Regions from separate parts of the Homo sapiens genome. Here region 2 is linked to region 1. The links are chromatin loops, found by intact Hi-C in ENCODE. Cell type or tissue: dorsolateral prefrontal cortex. All regions are shown on one strand.

The links. A loop is a pair of places that touch in the nucleus more often than their neighbours do. Peaks named below come from ENCODE experiments on the same cell type or tissue, not always from the same donor. Only the 100,000 strongest peaks of a DNase experiment are listed, where the experiment ranks them.
Region 2: a loop joins it to region 1, with 2.7 times the contacts of the local background. A loop is called at or near these places in 12 of 110 quality-filtered maps.

The regions. Positions count from the first base shown.
Region 1 is chr11:34,258,930-34,266,929 of GRCh38, forward strand. The region is part of intron 1 of ABTB2 (ankyrin repeat and BTB domain containing 2); the gene reads right to left. Among named protein-coding and RNA genes, the nearest start is that of ABTB2, 95 kb to the right of the region's middle. In dorsolateral prefrontal cortex, no CTCF peak of the experiment used is centred here; DNase peaks (open chromatin) are centred at 3,022, 3,891 and 7,612; H3K4me3 peaks cover 2,057 bases; H3K27ac peaks cover 3,104 bases.
Region 2 is chr11:34,324,051-34,332,050 of GRCh38, forward strand. All of the region lies in intron 1 of ABTB2 (ankyrin repeat and BTB domain containing 2), which reads right to left. Among named protein-coding and RNA genes, the nearest start is that of ABTB2, 30 kb to the right of the region's middle. RefSeq lists a silencer at 5,338-5,538. In dorsolateral prefrontal cortex, no CTCF peak of the experiment used is centred here; DNase peaks (open chromatin) are centred at 4,121 and 4,305; H3K27ac peaks cover 1,557 bases.

The sequences.
Region 1 (8,000 bases):
AGTACATATGCGTGTGGTAGTGGTGGGGCATATCACTTTATATTTATATACCTGGTTGTTTTTCACCTGCTGTTCTGCTCACATTATGCTATGTGTGAGGATTGAACATTTATTTGCTTGGTGAAGTCTAAGTGTTCAATGTATGTTTGCTGCTATTGTTAATTCTTGCTGTTGTTACTGTTACTGTTGCAATTGTTCTTGGGGTCAGGCTTGTTAGCATTTTGGTCTAATAGCCCAGGTATGTCTCTCCACCCTAGTCCGCCCTCTGCTCTCTGCCTGTCCTCCACAGTGAGGTCATAAGCTCATGTGTCTGGCCTGGGCTTTTGCTAGTCAGCACCACCAAGTCTGAACGAGGCCTGGCAGGGCAGATCAAACAACTCTGGTTTGAATTAAGTGTGGTGATTTTATAGCAGGAATAAAGCAGGGAAGATAAGGGAGGAAATGTACCCAGCAACCCTAAGCTCTTAAAAGTAGTTTGGGGAATAGGTAAGAACCACCACAGAAACTTGCAAACGATGAACAGATTTTTGTTTTGTGGAGAATGAAGAGGAAATGCAGAACTCTATGGAAATTCTCCCCTACTCAGCTCCCCTCCTTCTCAGAAATAGTCAGGTATTCTCCTCTGGGTGATATAGAAGTTCAGCCTTTCCTTGACTTTCAGATCTGTGGGGTATCACTGTCTCTTTCTCTCCCTTTCAGCAGCTGGGATCTGGCCTGCAGCCTTAAAGAAAGGTGACCGGTTACATTAATCAGAAATATAACCTATCAATGGCGTTTCAAAACTGGCTGGATCACATTCATAGCTGTCCTCAAATGCTTAGCACCCCTAGAAAACTAGGACTAGTCAACAAATCCCAGAGACCTTCCCCTAAATAAACTTTATTATTATTATTATTTGAGACAGGGTCTCTGTTACCCAGGATGAAGCGTAGTGGCATAATCACAGCTCATTGCAGCCTCGACCTCCTGGGCTCCAGCAATCCTCCTACCTTAGCCTCCCGAGGAGCTGAGATCACAGGTGCACACCACCACACTTGGCTAATTTTTTATTGTATTTTTTCTAGAGGTGGGGTTTTGCCATGTTGCTCAGGCTGGTCTCAAACTCCTGGGCTCAAGCAATCTGCCTGCCTCGGCCTCTCAAAGTGCCAGGATTATAGGCATGAGCCATTACGCCTGGCCTAAATGAAAAAGAAAATCTCTGCTAAATGTAAAGTAAGGCTCTGGAATAATTGCTTTCCTGGGTGCCCTGCCTAAGTACAAAGAGGACAGAAGTGTACCCACCGTTCAGCGCTTGGAGGCTTCTCGCCATGAAATCCCCAAGGGCCCTGAGAGTCAATGAGGAACGTGATCAAGTGGAACAGGGAGAAGCAAGCTGAATACAAAATGAAGATTTTCTGAATTCAATAACCCATCTGATCCTAGCTGATAAAGTACCTGCACTCTGCAGGGCGGAGGGCTGTGTACTGCCTCCTGAATAATAAACACAGAAGGTCCCAACCGCTGATCACGGTGTAATTCAATGAGGGGTCTCTGAAGAGGACATGTCAGCACACACTGCAGTGCAGGGCTCTGAAAAGGCAGCGGAATCCCCAGATAGAGTTACTCCTCGGGATGTTGTCTAGAAACACACAGCTACCTCCTTCAAAGGATAAATTGTATTGATAAGGGATTAATAGTTTTTCTTAAATGGACATTTGGTCTGGGATAGCACCATTGGAAGAATTCTGAAACGCTTATCTCACAGGTTTTCTTAAAGCATCCAATCGGTACCCCTCATTTTACAGATGTGAATATGGAAGCCCATGGAGACTAAGTGTCCTGCCCAGGGTCATGCAAAAGGTGAGGGCAGAGCTGAGGGCAAACTGAGACTCCATTTCCATTCCAGGCTTTCTTCCACCCTACTGTACAGCCACACGTCCTTGTCCTGTGGGGTGTATAGCTTTCTCCCATCTAAATGACACTTTCTAAGGCTGGGTGTGGTGGCTCACCTGAGGCCAGCATGGCCAACATGGTGAAACCTTGTCTCTACTAAAAGTACAAAGAATTAGCTGGGTGTGCTGGTGGGTGCCTGTAATCCCAGCTACCTGGGAAGCTGAGGTGGAAGAATCGCTTGAACTTGGGAGGCAGAGGTTGTAGTGAGCAGAGATTGTACCACTGCACTCCAGCCTAGGCAACAGAGCAAGACTCCATCTCCCCGCCTGCCCCCCCCAAAAAAAGACACTTTGTAAGGCACTTTCACATCTCTCTCAATCACGCTCACCTAGGTTTAATAACCTAGAAAATTTTATAGAGAAAGGATATAAGTTAATATAAAAAACAGAAATGCTGCTAGAGTGACTGATGTATCAGCTTGAGTACACAGTGTCACAGCTGTGGACAGGAAAGATCCAGGCTTACCACAAAGACAAATATATGGACACATCCTTGCTTGACAAAACTATTTACAATGGGATTCTACAAGGTAGTCTGTTTTTTTCATACATTTGAAAGAAAATTTAACTTATAGAAATCCTCCTATTTACCAACATTTTCAGGTTTACTCCAATTGCATTATATAAAAAAGTACTTTTTTTTTTTTTGCCTGATTTTTACTTCTGAGGAAACAAGGGGGTGATAACAAGGATTACAAAAGACAATGATTGGCTTCCCACCTTATAAATTAATAGAAAGATAAGAACAGAATTATAAACCCCAGAAGGGAAGAGGCCTTAAGAAAACCTGATGCTGACTTAGCTATAATGAGTTAATCCACTTAGATCTCATGCAATAATGGGCATTATAGTAAATTTATAATTATCACCATTTTTACTCTTTTAAAAAACGCTATCACACATTTTCCTCTGGCTTCCCCCACCCAAGGCATAGCCAGTTTCACAGTTTGGTGAATAAGCTGTATTCTTCTGGCTTTTAAAAAACATCACAGTGCTATCTCTGTACCACCCCCCAAATTAAATCAGACTTGTTGCAACACAGCTGCAGCTTGTGGCTGCCAGCATTTCTGGAGGACAGCAGGACCTCCAACTTGGCAGGGTGGGGTGCTGGTTTTCATAGAGGCCTTCCAGCCCTGAAATGCCACCATACCCCTGGTACAGTGAGTCCAGCACCCAACAAGAAAACAACACCGACTCACATCCTTGTGTGGAAAAGGTGGGAGGCAACCATTCTTGCAACAGTTCTTTGATAGAGAAATAAATGATGTCCAGAGATGCAACAGGTTTGATGCTTGCACTCTCAGTAAATGGTGGCCTCAGTTAGGTCCAACCTTGGGATTTGGATCCTCTAAGAAATGCAAAGACACTTCTAGCAAGTCCTCTTTCCTCAATACTTTTGTCATCTGTTTTTGGCAGCTAGTATTCCTTTAGCAATTTAAGGGGCTTGGACTCTCATGATTTCCAATCTGGGTACCTCCCCTGCAGACGAGGAAACCTAAGGCTCAGATGTAAAGGAACCCGCTTGAGGTCATGCTGCTACATCAGATCCAGGACTTAGACCTCAATCTGCCTTCAAGGGACTCAGATCCAGCGGAACTAGACAAGACAAAGGAGGGGCTAGAAACACAGTCCTGTTGCAACAAAGCAAATAGGGATGCATAGCTAGGCTGTGGGTATCGTCCAATTACACCTCCAGCAACAATCAAATCTATCGCCAGCCCACCCCCACAATCTTTCCCCAGTGGATTTTTCTTCCTCCATTAGCCTTGATAAATTACAAGGCCCCACAGCAGGGACTGTTTCTTCCTCTCAGCTTTGTTTAGAGCATTGTCCTAGCAAAGCTCAAATAAAGGGCCATTATTAACAGTGACAATAATGCAATACTGTTTTCTCAAGGGCTTCCACCAGAGCTTGCCAGGTCAACACCATCCTACTTCCTGCCACCTCTTGTGGGCGATTGTCACCTGCAAACCCTCAGGTGCCCAGGAGGTCAGTACCCAGCACTGCGCTCTACTTTGAGCTGCCTAAACACTGCCCTGGAAATTGGACAAAGGAGAAGGACCCGGCAAAACATGTCATCATGCCAGGAAAGGTCTAATAGGGCAGCCACAGGAGACGAAATCAGGCCAGGGAGATAATGGGCCCCAGATTTGTTTTGAACTGAGCTCACTCACAGCCCAGGGCCCTGATGCTAAAGGACTCCGGAGGCCGGTTTAGCATCAGAAATGCTTTGGTGGTAGCTCTGGTTTTCATTAGGTCCTTTGGGCCTTGGATACACTGAGGTTAAGGGTCCATCTCTCAAGAAATGCTGCTTTTGGTGGGGGTTGGGGGGACACAGAGAGGAGCCATGGAGTGTTTGGTCTTACGTGTGAGAGTCCATATGTGTGCATGCGCTTGCATGAGGGCCACACTCCCCCTTCACATTCCCTAACTTTAGGTTCTGGTTAGAAATTCATTAACAAAGGCTCTGTGGGGGAAATAAAATCGGCTTTTTATTGCAACAAAAGCAACCAGCAGGATAAGGCAGGGTGGATGGAGAGAGGAGGTGTGGTTTAAACATAAGTTCTTTTGCAGGTTCTCAGCTTTTAATTAGCACACCTGAGTGCAGACCCCTCCCTCATGCTTATAAACACAGGTCTGCTCAGGCTTTCCTTTTATTGTCACTTGTCACAGGCCCAGGTAGCCAAAGCTTATCTGGATTGGAAGTGCTAGGCTCTTCCCTGAGGCTCTCCTGCAGGTGGCTGACTCATTCTTGCAGAGGCTGGGAAGCCAGCCAGGTGCAGCAGTGGGTTAAGAGTTTCCATTACCAGCCCAGGGACTCATTCCCTAGGCATGTTGTAGGCACCCTCTGGGGACAGAGCTCAATTCTAGGCACAGTAGGGAAACAAGGATGAATGGGCTGACCTACCCCCAGGAGCCCTATCTCCTAGCCCACAAAGTGACACACGACACACATCAGGCATGCGCAAGACACTGTCCTCAGGCCCGACCCCAGTCCCCCACTGGTATCTGCCATGGAGGTTGCAATTTGTGGCACGGGAGGGAGAACATAAACCCATCTGCTAACAAGGCTGGTGTGTGTGAGTACTGCAGGCCCAGACGGTTCTCCTTAACATGCTGACGTCTTTATGGAGTCTGACGTTTGGCTGGCTTTGCTCTGTGAGATCAGTGGTCTTCCAGGGTAAGTTTCCCAATGTTTTCTCTAAGGGAAGTAACACAGGCCTTCTTACTAGGCTTCTCCAGCAGGAGAAAAAGGGCGAGAGTTTTAGGGCCATCAGGAGAGTCTCCAAACACATCTGATCTTCTAGAAGCAGCTTGGAGGGAAGCCCTGAATAGGGAGTATAGTGAGCAGTCTCGAGGCCGAGAGTTCAAAGCAGGGTTTCCCTAGCTCTCTCGGCCTCAGTTTCTTCCTCTGTGAGATGGGCTCTTCAATTCACACCATCCCTAGGATTCAATGGCAGCACATCAGGCACATGGCGATGTGTCTCTGTGCTGTGGACAGGAAGAACGGTCAGAGGTCTGGATACAGCCAGTGTTTCTGCCATAACACAGAGGAAGCAAGAGCAGACCAATGCCTTTGGAAATGTTGCTTCATGGCCCAGATCCATGGGAATTTGCCCAGCTACTCGAGGGAGACCTTTCAAACTTGCTCAGAAAATCTGATTTTCTTTGACTTTTTGCTGCCAGCAATTTAGCTGAGTTGGGTGGTTACTTTGTCTACCTTTTTCTTTCAGTTTTCTCCCAAGCTGATCAAAGAAGCCCAAACGGAGACTCAAAGCCAATATAATAGTCAACTACAATGCTCTCCCTGTTCTGGGACCAGTGGTGGGTGGCATGGACTGGCCACACTTCAATCCCTCCTGGGACATTAAACTGTTCGAAGCGTGTCCCACAGCTAGTCCAGGGTGAATGCCACATTTCTGCTGGCCCGAGCCTGTAATGCCTGCTGGCCCTGGCCAGACCCCTCCTCATCCCGACCCCACTTCCTCATCCTCGGAACAGGGGCTTGGCTTCATTCTCCTCTAAAACTTTGAGCTCAAAGATTTCACAATATCTCTCCTATTCAATGTCCTTGGTCACCAAAATGAGGGATCTGAATCAGCATGGAGGACAGGGAAAGGGGAGATGTGCATTGCAGAACCATTTCTTTCACTATCAACTCAGGATTTTACCAAGTCCTCTCACTTCCTCGTGACTCAGTCGCTTCATTTGAAAAAAGCAAAGGAAAGGGCAATCTGGTCTATCCTTCCTAAGGAAGATGCAGGGATACAAGGAAAAATAGAACCGAAGCAACAAGTTCCAGAGGCAGGTTGAGTCCTTGAAGCCTGAGCATATAAGACAACTCACAAACACCCAGGCCCTTTCACCGGCCTAGCTGGGGGAGAGGATGGGTGGAGAAAGGCCCACCAGCATTGGTGCAATGTCACTGAAGCAGCTACCCTCAATGGGGTGAGTACCTTGCGGACACCATGGCAGTTCTCAGCCCAAGAGCTGATGCTCTTAAAACCCATCAGAATTGGCTGGGCGTGGTGGCTCATGCCTGTAATCCCAGCACTTTGGGAGGCCAAGGTGGGCAAATCACCTGAGGCTGGGAGTTTCAGACCAGTCTGATCAACATGGAGAAACCTCATCTCTACTAAAAATACAAAATTAGCCAGGCGTGGCGGTACATGCCTGTAATCCCAGCTACTTGGGAGGCTGAGACGAGAATCGCTTGAACCCGGGAGGTGGAGGTTGCGGTGAGCCGAGATCATGCCATTGCACTCCAGCCTGGGCAACAAGAGCAAAACTCTGTCTCAAGAAAAAAAAAAAAAAAAAAAAAAAAAAGCCGGGCACGGTGGCTCATGCCTGTAAACCCAACAATTTAGGAGGCCGAGGTGGGTGGATCATCTGAGGTCAGGAGTTCGAGACCAGCCTGGCCAACATGGTGAAACCCTGTCTCTGCTAAAAATACAAAAATTAGCTGGGCATGGTGGCAGGTGCCTGTAACCCCAGCTACTCGGGAGGCTGAGGCAGGAGAATCGCTTGAACCCTGGAGGCAGAGGTTGCAGTGAGCCAAGATCACGCCACTGCATTCCAGCCTGGGAGAAAAGAGCAAAACTCCATCTCAAAAAACAGAATAAAACACCATCAGAAACTCCAAGCAGATCTGCCTGAGTTGGGAGGAAAGAATGATTGAGGGGATCCAGTTCCATCTCTACCACGAATTCATTTTTGTTATTTATTTATCTACTTATTTAGAGACAGGGTCTCACTCTGTCACCCAGGCTGGAGTGCAGTGGTGCGATCATAGCTCATCGTAACCTCAAACTCCTGCACTCAAGCAATCCTTCCACCTCAGCCTCTCAAGTAGCTGGGACTCCAGGCACATGCCACCATGCCTAGCAAATTGTTACATTTTTTTCGGAAGTATGGGGTCTCACTATATTGCCCAGTCTGGCCTTGAACTCCTGGGCTCAAGCAATCTTCCTGCCTCAGCCTCCCGAAGTGCTGGGATTACAGGCATAAGCCACTGCACCTGGCCTCTACTTATATGACTCTAAAGAAGTCACATCCCTGGCCTGGGCCTTAGTTTCCTCATCCGTGAGCAGAGCTGGCCGATCAGACCAATCCCTGCCAGCCCTGACACTATGCACTCCTCCAGCAAGCAGGAAAACAGTAGTGTGTCTTGTTATTTCTGAGCAAAGGCCTTAATTGTTCTCTACAGCATGAACTCCTCTATCTAAAAACCACAACATCTCCTCTCCTCTCCCTCCCCTGCCACCCCCTTCCTCCGAGATCCACAAGACTGTTACAGAACATTCATTTATTTTTCTTCGGTGCTTGGGCTGAAAACTCTGATGACTAAGCCATTGAATTTTAATACGCTACTGTGCTCCTTGGAGGGTTTCTTCATTTCCCAGATCCCCCTCCCCCACCCCCTGTGCCCTCTGTAGACATGTGGTAGTCGTTAGGAACAGTTTGATGAAGTTTAGGTTTTCAGAGTAGAGGAGAGATGGGGGCCAGTGGGTGGGAGGGGAGGGAGAGGCGGGGGAGGTATGATAAATGGACACAACAGTCCAGAGGCCA
Region 2 (8,000 bases), 65 kb after region 1:
CAGGTGCCTGCCACCATACCCAGTTAGTTTTTGTATTTTTAGTAGAGACGGGGTTTCACCATGTTGGCCAGGCTGGTCTTGAACTCCTGACCTCAAGTGATCTGCCTGCCTCAGCCTCCCAAAGTGCTGGGATTACAGGCATGAGCCACCATGCCCAGCTACTTTACATAAATTCTTAGTTAGTCCTCACAACAGTCCTATGAGGACAGATATTATTGTGCTATAATTAAAATCCCAGGCTTACTTTAACCCTCACACTAGTGGTAAATATCTGCCAGACAAGTTTCCAGCCCCTATTCCTGGGCCCATGATAGGCATCATCAATGGATTTCTGAATTCTTTCTTCTGAGCCTGAATTCACCACAGTGCTCCAGACAGTGATGATTGATCAGGCTTGGTCCATGAGGTGATATCTACTTGTCATTCCCACAGTAAGTCATGCTGTTAAAAAAACAGGTGCCAGTTAGACTGAGCTACCCCTCCAACACTTCTTCCTAGGGTCCACTCCTGCCTCTTCAGGAAATGCAAAACCCAAGCCTACAAATAAACCTCAGCATTGGTCAGTAATGCTGCCAGACCACTGGATCAGCCTCCAGGAGGTTATTAAATAGCACAGCCCAGCTGCCAAAGCCTTCTGAGGCTTGGCATGCAAGTAGAGGCTCCCCTTTGGGGACCGCTGGCTGTCCCTGTTCAGTTACAGATCAGAATTTCCAGCTCTGCTACTTTTTAGCTTCCCCTACCTTTCTGCCAAGAAAGCACAAAGACGCACAAAGACACCAAAGCAGGAGTCAGAGGCCTATGTCCCGGCAGGCTCAGCCTCTACTGGAGTGCCCGTGGCAGACTGTATCACCTCCCTCCACCTCAGAGTCCACATCTGAAAAGTGCACTGATTCGGTCACAGTTAGAGTGCTTTCCAGTTCTTTTTTTGGTTTGTTCTTTTTTGTTGTTGAGGTTGCCTGGGCTGGTCTCAAACTCCTGGCTTCAAGTAATCCTCTTGCCTTGGCCCCCTCAAAGTGCTGGGATTACAGGTATGAGCCACCATACCTGGACACTTCCCAGTTTTAACTTCAGATTCAAAGTCAAAGTTCTCAGAGCTCTGATATTATGTGCATAATCCCTGACACAAAGAAGATATCCTATGAATATTTACAGGAGGATAGGAAAAATAACTAGTTTGGGAAAAAAGAGCCTCTTTAGTGGTCCATCAGTGGCCACTATCAGAGGAAGGTCTGAATGTGGTGGAGAATAAATGCTCTCCAAGACAGAACCAGTGCTATACCTTCCAGTATGTGTTCTTTCCCCATGGAGGTTCTGTGATAATGCAGGATTAAAAATCAGTGGGCCCAAAGTTCTGCTATCTGCTGCCGACGTGACCTTAGGCAAGTTAAGCTCTCCGTTCCCTAGTTTCCTCACTTATAAGGTGCAGATAATCATAGCACCAACATCATAGCATTATTGAAATAGCAATATACTACCTGTAAGAACCTAGAAAAGTGCATGGCACATAGTAAGTGCTTAATGAAGTTAGCTATTACTATTACTACTCTTACTACTGTATTGATCTATAGATTATCCAGCCCAGGAGAGGGGATTCTGCTGCCTGGTCAAATGCTGGATAGGCCGGGTGCAGTGACTCACGCCTGCAATCCCAGCACTTTGGGAGATTGAGGCAGGCAGATCACTTGAGGCCAGGAGTTCGAGACCAGCCTGGCCAAAACAGCAAAACCTCATCTCTACTGCAAATACAAAAATTAGCCAGGTGTGGTGGCACATGCCCGTAATCCCAGCTACTTGGAAGGCTGAGGCAGGAGAGTCACTTGAACTCGGGAGGTGGAGGTTGCAGTAAGCTGAGATTGCAACACTGCACTCCAGCCTGGGCGACAGAGTGAGACAGTCTCAAAAAATAAAATAAAATAAAATAAAATAAAATAAAATAAAATAAAATAAAATAAAATAAAATAAAATAAAGAAAAAGCTGGATAAATGTTTACTAAATGAATGAATGAGTGAGGTAAAACCAACTCTTAATTCCTTCCAGGTCTTTCTTCTCTCTCTGTACTCTAATAGGCTAGCAGTCTCCTACAATGTTAGATTTTATACAAAGGGTAAAGGGATAGTGGTGAGCTTTCTATACATTCCACTTAAACATCTAGGAAAATACCGATTCTAAGTTGACAATGGAAAATTAAGTATGTAGTTTTTAATCCTTAGACCACCCACCAAAAAAACCACAGAGATATAGTCAAAACACATAATAGATACATTAAAACAGAATACTGAAAAATGTTCTAGCCAGGTACAGTGGCTCACATTTGTAATCCCAACACTTTGGGGGGCCAAGGCAGTTGGATCACTTGAGGCCAAGAGTTCAAGACCAGCCTGCCCAACGTGGTGAGACCCCCATCTCTACTAAAAATATTAATACAAAAATTAGTTAGGTGTGGTGGCACATGCCTGTAGTCCCAGCTACCTGGGAGGCTGATGTATGAAAATCACTTGAATCTGGGAGGCAGAGGTTGCAGTGAGCCGAGATCATGCTACTGCATTCCAGCCTGGGTGTCAGAGGGAGACCCTGTCTCAAAAAAAAAAAAAAAAGTTTAAATAATCTAAAGGCAGGAAAGGAGAAAGGGAGTAGCCAAAAACAGAACAAACAGAAACAAATAATAAAATAACAGAAACTAGATCCAAATACATAAACAATTAGATTAAATGTAAATGTTCTAAACATATCAGTTAGGGCTGGGTGCGTTGTCTCATGCCTATAATCCCAGCACTTTGGGAGGCTGAGGCAGGCAGATCATTTGAGGTCAGGAGTTCAAGATCAGCCTAGGCAACATGGTGAAAGCCTGTCTCTACTAAAAATGCAAAAATTATTTTGTATTTGGGCGTGGTGGTGGGTTCCTGTAATCCCAGCTACCCAGGAGGCTGACAGGAGAATCGCTTAAACCCGGGAGGTGGAGGTTGCAGTGAGCCAAGATTGCGCCACTACACTATAGCCTGGGCAACAGAGCGAGACTCCGTCTCAAAAATAAAATAAGAAAAAAACATACCAGTTAGGAGATAATGGATTATGAGAACAGATAAACAACAAAACATGACTATTTGCTGTATACAAGAAACTCACTTGGAATACGATATAGGCTAGTTAAAATTAAATGTATGGAAAAACATTACGCAAACGTATCAAAAGAAAGCTGGAGTGGCTCTAATATCAGATAAAGTAGACTTCACAGCAAAGAAGATTACTAAGGATAAAGAGGGACATTGCAATCCTAGTTTTTATATAAAGCATCAAAGAAGATGATATTTCTAGGGGAAAGGAGTGGGAGCAATTCAGGAAGATCCTCTGTGTCCCACCCTAGGAATCCACCCCCCTAGCCACTTGAGGGCCCAGTAGCAGGGGAAACGTGGCCTGGCTCTCACTCTCAGGCCTCAGGCACATTTGGTTATCTTCACTCACCCCAGTTCCTTTCCACTCTCAATTAGCTTTTGAAGGAAAGCAACCCCAAAAGTGACAGGAGTCAGGGACCTTGTTGGAAAAAGTCATCCTCAGCCCAGGATTACATACTCCTTCCTTGGGGGTAAAATGTCAACTCTATAGCATCATCCTATAAGTGGGACTCTATATGCATGTTGTTAAGGATTTAAAATAAAATTCCCGTATTTCCACTCTTCCCCCTCTCCCAGATACGTTTCTCCCAAGAGAAACTTACAGAGAAAAAAACTTTAGAAACCAAATGATCCTGCCTGGGAGAAAGAGTTCTGGATTATGTTTTCTGCTGCTATGACCTTGGCAGAATCTGGTTTAAACAATCCCCCGGCAGCTGCGTGTACATGGTTAGAATGCACTTTGTCTGCTGTCTCACTCCCAGACCCAACTCCTCGCTGGCTGTTTAACATTTCCAACCCTCATTCTGCCTGTACTCTGAAATGTGTCATCTAGCACAGTGTGTGAAAATATTGAGATTAAGGTGGCCTCATCAGCCCTAAGCAACTCTGACTCTGTCCAACTCCAGAATAAAGATTTGGTTTGTGCTTGGACTGGTCCTGCTGTCCAGGCTGGATTGGCAGTCAAAGTCAGACAGATGGAGAGATCACGTGGGTCAGACAGGTTGGAAGGAGGCCCACTCAGTATCCCCCCTTCTGGAAAGACACTGGCTTCAGCATTCAGGCAATCTTCCTTCTTCCCAGGCTTCCAGTTTCAAGAGTGATGAAATCTGTTATCAAGGGAGTACTTGCTTTTTTGACTGTGAGAAATCCTGCAATGACAGTCTCTATCCACAGCATCGGAGTGAGGGACGCAGGCTTTGCAGCTGGAGGGAGCCTGGTGTGAGGCTGGCTTTGATGCTCACTTGCTTGGTGACTTGGGGCAGGCTGCCTAACCTCCCCAAGCCTCTGCTGCTTCCTCTGAAAATTGAGGAGAACAGTATCTGCCCTTCTACTGGTGTGATGAGGATTAAATGAGACAACGTATGCAAAATTCTTAGCACTGTACCTGAGCTAGTAACTGCTGAATAAACAGTTTCTGTTATTACTGCAACAGGATCATTCATTCCTCCAGAGCAGAAACCACCTTTTTGTTCTCCATGATGCCTCTAGAGATGCCGGCCACCGGGCAGGCATTCAAGGAACCCTTATTGGCTCTCAACATTCACACTATCTGGATCTAGTTAGTTGTAGGTACTTCAAAAGGAACATTTTATAACACCCCTCCTTGTCTGGTTTAGTTCTGAAATGGAAAGCAAATTGGCCACTTAGCCATCCAGAATCCTGAAAACACGTGGCCTCTCATATGGTCACACCTTCTATTTGCATCTACAGCTGATTAAAAGCAAAAATCTACGAGATGAACTTTTCAATAATAATTGTCAACACTCAGTTTAGACCAAACAGTTGAACTAAAACTTCAAGTATGTCAAGGTAGCACTGGGTCAGAGATAGACTAGAAGAGAAGTAACATTTAAATTCATCTGGCACAATTTAAGATCCCATTAAGACAGAAATAAACCCAGCCTGCAAGCTATTCAGCACCTAAATGGCTCACTCCTTCAAACCTGTAATCTGAATATTTAAGACACCCTCTAAAGAAGTGCTTCTCTTTCAGAGAGGAAAGGTTTCATTAGAACAAATAAACACTGAAGTCAGTGAATATAACAAATAATTGCTCTAACAGCAGCAACCAAAAGATACTCTCATTAATGGTCTGTTGAAACTCTTCAAATAAAGTTACCCTTGCCCTACTTAATGTGGTGATGTGTTTCTCTAGAAGACTGGTTTTTCCACTCCACTTCCTTCCAGATCCATCTTCCATCCCACTTCCCACTCCACCCCCCTGCCCAGATCACCCAGCATCTTCTCTCCACAGCATCCAATCTTCCTCTTCTATCCACAGCTGACCTACAGTTCTCAGGCCATGAGGGCTCCCAACCTTCCCTCTCAGCATGGGGTGGAGCATGTGGTTATGGACTACAATGACTGGTTCAATGATGGGGCACATGACCTAGGCCAGGCCCATCAGAGCCAACGAGACTCAAGTCCAGAATCTTTGAGCTATCACAAGAAGCCAACTGGTCCCCTTTCCTACTCAGCTTCAAAGCTGAGGCTGCTGCAGCTAGTTTGCAACCACAGGAGAAAGGCTGCCAGATAATGGAGCCAACCCAGGAGCAGAATCCAGAAGCAAGAGTAAGCAAAAGAAACAGGGTCCCAAAGGTACCAGTGAACCTCTGAGTCAAAGTGTACCTGAAGCCAATCCTACTTTGGGACTTTTAAACAAGCCAGTAAATTCAACTGTGTCTGTAGCCTGCAGAGTCCTGACACTGAAATGGTAAACAGAAGTGTACTTAGAAGCTACTTTATGGTTTCTTAGCTTTAAATTACTTAGGAAATGAGAATGATGCACTGGATTCCCAGAACTCCGTCCCATCTCTGTGCCCAAGTATGAGTCCAGGACTGGCTATTTCTGACCAAGTGGTTGCTGGCTGGGAAGTGCCAGGGACTTCACTTGGGGAATACTGCTTAGATAAACAGGTCTTGGGTAACGACAAAGCACTGATCTCAGGACTCCTGACTTCTGGTCCCTGCTGGGTCACTCCTTGGCCATGGGACCTCAAGTAAACCCTTCTGCACTTCATTTTCTTCTAAAGGAAAACAAAGCCCTCTGCCTCTAACACAGGGAGAATAGGAGCCAGTACTGCCTGGTATTTTGGGCTTTGAGTTGGGTAGATCTAGGTTCAAATCCCTAGTCTACCCTAGATCCAAGATTAGGATTTGGGTCAAGAGGCCCAATCTCTCTGACCCTCAGTTTCCTTCTTTGTAAAATGGGAACAAATCAGAGTATTGTTGCACAGAGTTATTTTAAGAATTAAATAAGGTAAAGTTTATAAAGTGTTTAGTAAGGTGTCTGATATATAGAAAGACACAATAAATGGTAGCTATAATAGCTGTGAGATCAAATGAGAAAGAATGTGAAAGTGCTTTGTAAAAACCATGAGAAACTGTACCTGTATTAGGGATTATTGTCATCACCTCTCATTCCTAAAATGGCCATGGTTATAACATCATAGTGTGGGGTAAAGGCAATAAACTTATGAAATAAATTCAATTGATAAATTATACCCAATCCAGCAGAGAGATAGTTGTCAATGAGGCATAGGGGTGCAAACCCCATGCTATAACTGTCATTTCATCAACAGTTTAGCACACTCCCAAGAAATATGTTAGGGTGGTTCATGGAAAATGCTATCAATAGTGACCTGTTAAATGTTCCTCTGGAGGCCTGGAACTGTTCCCAAGCTATGTGCATGCAGTCAGATCCCTTTGGAACTTTTCCAGAGCTACATCTGCAAAAGTACAGGTAAGATCCCCTTCCTGATTCTCCAACTTCTTTTAACAACTTCATGGGCAGGATGCAAATCTGCCTCTTTATGAATGAGAAATTTCAGTTGCTGAGCTTGGCAGCAGAGATTTCCAAGAAATCCAGCCTTCCAGTGGACCCCCTCCTATGTTCCACCAGCACATCCCATAAAACGAGGGAGTTCTGGGTTTCAAATGGGCTGCTTGCAGGAAAGAGACAGCTGTGGTAAAACCAAAAAGATATTCCTTCCACGTGTTGAAGAATAAAGTCCTCCTGATTGAAGGGACTTTGGCTTCTTTTTAGTTTGGAGGCATTTTAAAAAGCATACATGACAAGCCTAAGAAGTGCTTACCACAAGCATATAAAGGGTCACTTCAACTCATGTAAGTATTGCTTAACGCGGAAAAAATTAAAGCTTGAAAAATCAGGACCATAAAACGCAAGGAGTAAGGAGTTGTGGAAAAACAACCCCATCTGAGGTTGCAATACTCCTTCAGGAAAATAGATACACTGTTCTCTTACTCTCTTTTCTAACTGTAGCCTATATACCAGCCATGTGTATTTTGGACTCCTTCCCATCCTACCATGATTTCCTGTCTAAGTCTGGGTCCCATGGTAACTGGAGCAATTTGGCATGCTGGCCCCAAACACCATGACTGGCCACGTGAGGGATGCCAAGTGGGTATCTCTTCCATAACAAACATCTCTCTCTTCTGGCTCTGTAATGAGGTTACTCTCTTACTCATAAACTCTTACTAATAAAGTCTTCAGTTGATAAATGAATCTTCCCATCCAGCCTCTTTCACTCACCCAGAAGAAGTGATAATCTTTTGCAGAGCCAGAAGATCTATGTATTCAAGTTTACATTGCACGGGGTAGAAGGGTTGCAAGACTGCGGGAAAAAGAAAAATTAAAAACCCCAGCTTTGCTGCTAGCAAAAGTGTTAAGTAGTTCAGTAAAAGCCAAACCTCATTTATGGAGTGAGCAGAAGTTATCCTTGGAAATGTATTTCCTGGTGAGAGTCCCAAGGATATGGTGACATGAGTCACAGGTTTTACAAGCCTGAGGGCTAACTTCTATTTATCTTTCAGATCTCAACACAAATGACCACCTCTGGGACTATGACAACTCCATGCCCCCAATCTGA